Linked DNA regions of Homo sapiens: region 2 is linked to region 1. The links are chromatin loops, found by intact Hi-C in ENCODE. Cell type or tissue: PC-3. All regions are shown on one strand. Links, peaks and the distances in the headings refer to the core of each region. The heading gives the core; the rest is flanking DNA.

Region 1 (2,929 bases), core at 306-2,805:
CCCAGGCTGGAATGCAGTGATGCGATCTCAGCCCACTGCAACCTTCGCCACCCAGGTTCAAGTGATTCTCATGCCTCAGCCTCCTGAGTAGCTGGGACTACAGGCATGCACCACCACATCCAGCTAATTTTTGTATTTTTAGTAGATGTGGGGTTTCACCATGTTGCTAGGCTGGTCTCGAACTCCTGACCTCAGGCGATCAGCCCGCCTCAGTCTCCAAAAGTGATGGAATTACAGGTGTGCACCACTACACTCGGGCTACTCTGTCCTCTCTTTATCTTTCTCTGCTTTCCTTTTTTCTATTTTTTCACACAGCATATGAAAAACTTTCAAAGAGAAAGAAAAATCATTTTACTCTTTTGTTAAAAATCCCCCAAATGGCATTTTATGTCACTTAAAGAAAACCGAAAGTTCTCATCACACCCTGTAAGGCACAACCCTCCAATATTACAGTCCCTGACTACTTGTTAATACCGCTCAGCCACATTGCTACTTAAATATACCAAGCAAACTCCTGCCTTGGAATATTTGAACCTGTTTTTCTCTATGCCTGGAATATTTTTTTTCCAGAGCTGCATAATTTTTCCTTTACTTCTTTAAGGGTTTTGCTCAAATATCATTGTGTTAGAGTCTTTCTCAGATCACTCTATATAAAATACATATGTAAACCTATATACATCCACACACACAATCTTTTTTTTCTTATTTGTCAATTGTCAGCTCTAATAAAATAATTACTCATCAAGAGAAAATCTTTGGCTTATAGCTATATCTTCAGTGTCTTTAGCATTGCTGGGTATTAGTAGAAACTCAAAAAAAGTTTTGAGGAATGATTGAATGGTATACAGAGAAAGGAGATGGTGGACGAGCTTGGCACAGAGAACCAGATGGGTGGCAGGATGCTGGAAAGTGCACAGTGGCTTCTCTGACATGTCTGCTTGTCATTGGAAAAAGATCAAATTCCCATCCCTCTTCTTGGTAGGTGAAGCTGTGGACATGCAAAGCCAACCTTAGGAGAAGCAATGAAGAATAGCAGGCAGTGGTTACCTGTATGGGCTCTGCTGTCAGATGGCCTGGTTTTGAATTCCAGCTCCATCAATTTCCTGCGTGACTTCAGCCAAGTCACTCAACCTCTCTTAAACTCTATAATCTTATCCAGAAAAATGGGCAAAAATAGCTGTTGGGAGGATTAGGTAAATATAATTCATAAAACACACTTGGAACAAAGTAGTTGTCATGAAATATTAGTTGTTATTATATATGATAAGGTGCAGTGGGCTAGTGTGGAATTATGAGAGAAAAAGAAAAAAAGAGATTTAGAAAACTCAAGACATTGAGCTTATTCTGCCACAAATGTTTAGATAAGGAAGAGCTTTCTTGTCTGTTAAAATACTTATTTAGAGTAAAGGGCAAGTACAATACCAACAACTATAATCTTTCTAGTGTTGACCTAGCTAGACCTTTATATTTCATGAACAGAGGTAAGATTAATCAGATGAAATGCCAAATGAAAAGAGGAAGACAGTTGAGTAAAACAAAAAGTGTGATTTAGCAGAGGATTTAGTGCGTCAAGTTATACCACATCCTGTTAGTCTTTTATGCCATTATCCAGTGTTGTGTGTCCCAGCAGCATAACAAAGGTTAAGAACAAGTTTATTCAACATCAGCAATGATTGCCAGAGGGAAGCAACTCACTTTAGTCAACATGGCTATCAAATGACAAAGAAAGGCACAAGTGAGAAATCTGTTTACAACCCTGGCATTTGGAGACACAACAGATGAATTATAGCATTTTGTAGATATTGAATTATATTTTTACATTCACTCACAATACTTGGAGTGAAGAGATCAAAAATTCTGTTAGAACAAATTGTAATGCATTTTCTCTCTTGTTTCTATTTTTCCCCACTTCTCCAATATACTTACATACTTTTAATAGGTCGGTAAATCTCCTAAATATTAGCTCACATCCAATCATACTGTTTAGAGAGCTTCTATGATTCATAAACATGCCTGAATGGATTTGGAGCGAATTCACAATTTCAGTATTTACCAAAATGTTAAATACTATGATTTGTATCACAGGTATCAACAGAGCTAAAGTAGCCAGATTAGTAAAACTTCTCTGAGAAATGGCTGATCTCAGTCATGGAAATGCATAATTGGGCATTAATATTGTTTTTACTGGAGATCTCATATTTGGCACTCTAACACCTCATACTGCAAATCAACAGGCAGCTCATTCTTACCTCTGTCATTAAGTATCAGGGGTTTTCCGTAAAACTCAATGTTAGATGCATTGACCAGTAACAAATGAATCTTTAAGTCAGACACTGAAGCAGATCAGTATCATGGTTAAATTTGAAGCAAACATTTCACTGTAAAATTCAAGGTTTACATCATATCTGATATGGGACTCTAGGGAAAGATTTTGCTCAGAAAGAGAAAAGAAGGGTGGAGTGAACACCTTGGAAAGGCTCCCTCTAAGTATGTACATCCACAGAGAAAAAGGCCTAACCTCACTTCCTGTTATGGATGTCAACTGTGGTGTAAACCAAAGAACTATCAAGCAATCAGCTAGGGCTCTAGTAGGATGAAGTCCCGTCCCAGACTTGCAGCTGAGAGGATTCACTCCCCGGATAGGCCTTTTGGTGATAAAAAGAGGAGAAAGAATGAAATGAATGAGGTTTCTTTGAGAATAAATGAGGAGGACAAGCCTCTGGGGCTGTTCAATCCTAAACACAAGGGAGTGTTGACCTAGACACTGAGGCAAGGAATGGTGATGAAAGGGCAGGATGGAGGCAAGGACGAAACACACTACCGCAGCAGGTGATCTCCAGGTGGTGCATTCCTGGGTTCCGATGAATCAGACATAACTGGGGGAACTTGGTTTCAACCACCTGGAAACTAAGGCATTAGAAAACAATGA
Region 2 (2,929 bases), core at 112-2,611, 69 kb after region 1:
GACTCTGTTAAGAGTTCCCCTCATCTGTCCATCCACATAGTCCAATCATACACAGATGCTACAATATATGCTCACTCAATCTTATATGATAATAGATATTTACTCTAATGTGCGTCATACAGATGATATATTACACACAACCAAGTTCTTGTTTCTCCACTTTCACCATAATTTCCACAATATGTAATTAAATCTCATATTTCTTTAGTATCCTTAACTACTTCAAAAATGTCAGTCAATGAACTAGCTCAGTCACACACCAGCAGAACCATCCCTCTGAAATCAGTATTGTTCAGATGTCTCTTCTGAATATATGGACACAGCCCAGAAAGAAAAAAAAATTAAACCAAAAATATTTCTGACTGAAAAAGTAGAGGATACGGAACATTGAAAATACTATGGCATGATATTTAAATCAAGTTTTTGTGATTATTCAAACTTTTCTTAGCTGAAGTCTGTGTTTTTATGCTATGTATGCTATTTTTTCATTTGTGGTTTATATATTCATCTCTCAACTTCCTAAATGTTGTTTCCAGAATGCCAAAGTCATAATAATGTTTTAATCTCCAAAACAAATTTCTTATGTAATTATTTCCAAGAGAAGTTTCCTCATTTCCTTACTCTTTTGCAATTTTGGCAATCCTGTATTTCAGATTTTTTTTTTTTACATTATGTGATCATAGTATCATTTATTTAATTAATAATCAGCTCCAAATAGTTCGGAAAAGGATCTTAGGAAAATGGAGAGGCAAAACAACATACAAAAATGCTTTTAAAAGCCAATAACCACCCCTTACCCCCCCAAAAAACTGACAAAATCTAATATATTGAATGATTCTCAATAATATCTGAATGATTTTAAGTATTTGTAGACTGATCATATCATCAGATTATCATGCCAGAAACCGAAAAATAAATAATCTAGCACGGCCAAAGAAAGTAGACAGGCTAAATAAGAATTTTGCATTAGAAGCTGGACTCTATCCAACTTTACCTTCTCTACTAAACTTATCACTGTGCCTTATACACATAGATTAATTTAAAAATGTGTCGGAAGTGTAGCTATTATTTACTCACTTTCTGTCTAGATGATGAACCTTGAATTAGCTGGCTCCTACCATCCGCCATGAGACAGATGATCCATAAAGGCCAAGCACCGATACTCCAGCTCCATCTGTGACAAACTCTCTTGCTTTATTTCTGACATTTCTCCTTTTCTGTTCCAGACTTAAGCAGCTCAGGTAATCTGGCTCTGAATGCCTTTGCAGGTCCCATGTGTGTTCTTTGGACTTGGCAGAAATTAGCTTCAAAGATATCTAAGCCAAGGTTCATATTCTGAAATGAGCTGTCCCAGGTAAGATACTTTTCCTTAGCTCTTACTCTAAAATTTAAACTCTGGCTCTGGTCCAGCTGTATCATCTTAGGTCTACTGAGAGGTTTTATTCAGTACTGAGAGTTGAAATAGGCAAAAAAATACTAAGGAAATGCTGCTGTCCTTCAAGGGCAATTTCCATATGTACTCACCTCAGGACACTTTGATTCTAAAACAGTGGCCCAAAGCCATTTATTTATCCATTATTTCAACAAATATTTGTAGAGTGCTTAGTATGAACCAGACTCATTGGAGACAAACAGGGATGAGATTTTACAGCTTTCCTGCAGAGTACATAATCCAGAATGGGAGTATGTAAACCTATGATGTGCTATTAACTCCTATGTTTATTGAAGAAAAACAAGCAAATTTTCAGTGACCCATTAAAGTAGGTTTCATAGAGAAACGTGAAGAGAGATTAGAGAGAAAAAAAAAACCTCTTCATGCCTTGCTGACTATGGTAAACTTTATAAAATGAACATGTATTACAACTACCATTAGAAAACAAAACAATACATTTACATTTTTCAAATTTTAAAGAATCACTTTCATATTTCTAGGCCAGTTTATCATCAAATCCCCCAAAAAGAGTAACAATAAAAGGGGTAATCACACAGCCTTTCAATCATTCATGAGCTAGTCACATACTTTATAACCTTTAGGTTATATGTCATTTCCTACCCCCAATACAAATTTGAATTTCCCTTTAATTCTCTTGGTTTTTCTCTTAGGCTCATGCTCAAGTATTTTTTAATACAGTCATGGATTTTGTACATCTTTCACAATAAATAAGATGGAGACTTTATATTTAAACTTCTTTTTACAGATGAAGTGTTTAAAACTGGGGCTGAAAAATAAATTAAGGATCTGTCTCAATAGTAAAAAATGACCCCCCTCCCATCTAAGTGCATCCCCTAGTAAAGTACAGATGTATTTTCCTTTCTGAAAGTCAGATATGGAAAATTTAATTTCATGTTAATTTTTTGTAAATTCCTGAGTTTATTTTGTAATTTATCTTTTAAGTGAAAGCAAGTGTATTAGAGAAATAAAGAAACGAAAGAACGGCTGTTCCATAGGCAGAGCAGCCTCAGGTTTGTGTGTGTGTGTGTGTATGTGTGTGTTTTGCTTTTTTTTTAATTTAGAAGTTTGCAGCATTTATTATAGCTTGAAATGGATGAAGACATTTGGGGCACTTTGTATTTTGTCCTCCATTGGGCCAAGGCTTTTCTTGTATCCTTTCTGCCATGGAATTTAAGTAATCAGGAAAATGTGAGAAAGGAAATAAATGAAAAAGATTGGAGCAGAAATACTAACGATAGGATCTGTTTTAAAGCAACACAACATTCTAGCACACCTTTCCACCCCTTGACCAGGATTACTGTAATGACAGCACAGGTACCTGTGAGCACCAGTAGCTATGAGGACATTTTGGACACTGAGATTGCGTTTATATGAACAGTCTTCATTCTAGGACCTGCTTTGATTTCTTAAGGGCTCACACTGCTCTATATGGTGTTGTGTATAGTTAAGTACAGTTGGGTGGCAGTAGGGATACAG

What was found. Hi-C counts contacts between places; a loop is a spot of excess contacts. Peaks named below come from ENCODE experiments on the same cell type or tissue, not always from the same donor. Only the 100,000 strongest peaks of a DNase experiment are listed, where the experiment ranks them.
Region 2: a loop joins it to region 1, with 2.1 times the contacts of the local background. A loop is called at or near these places in 2 of 110 quality-filtered maps.

Annotation. Positions count from the first base shown.
Region 1 is chr4:74,014,926-74,017,854 of GRCh38, reverse strand. No RefSeq gene overlaps it. Among named protein-coding and RNA genes, the nearest start is that of CXCL5, 18 kb to the right of the region's middle. In PC-3, for the core only: no CTCF peak of the experiment used is centred there; a DNase peak (open chromatin) is centred at 1,644; H3K27ac peaks cover 2,416 bases.
Region 2 is chr4:73,946,146-73,949,074 of GRCh38, reverse strand. No RefSeq gene overlaps it. Among named protein-coding and RNA genes, the nearest start is that of PF4, 34 kb to the left of the region's middle. In PC-3, for the core only: no CTCF peak of the experiment used is centred there; no DNase peak of the experiment used is centred there.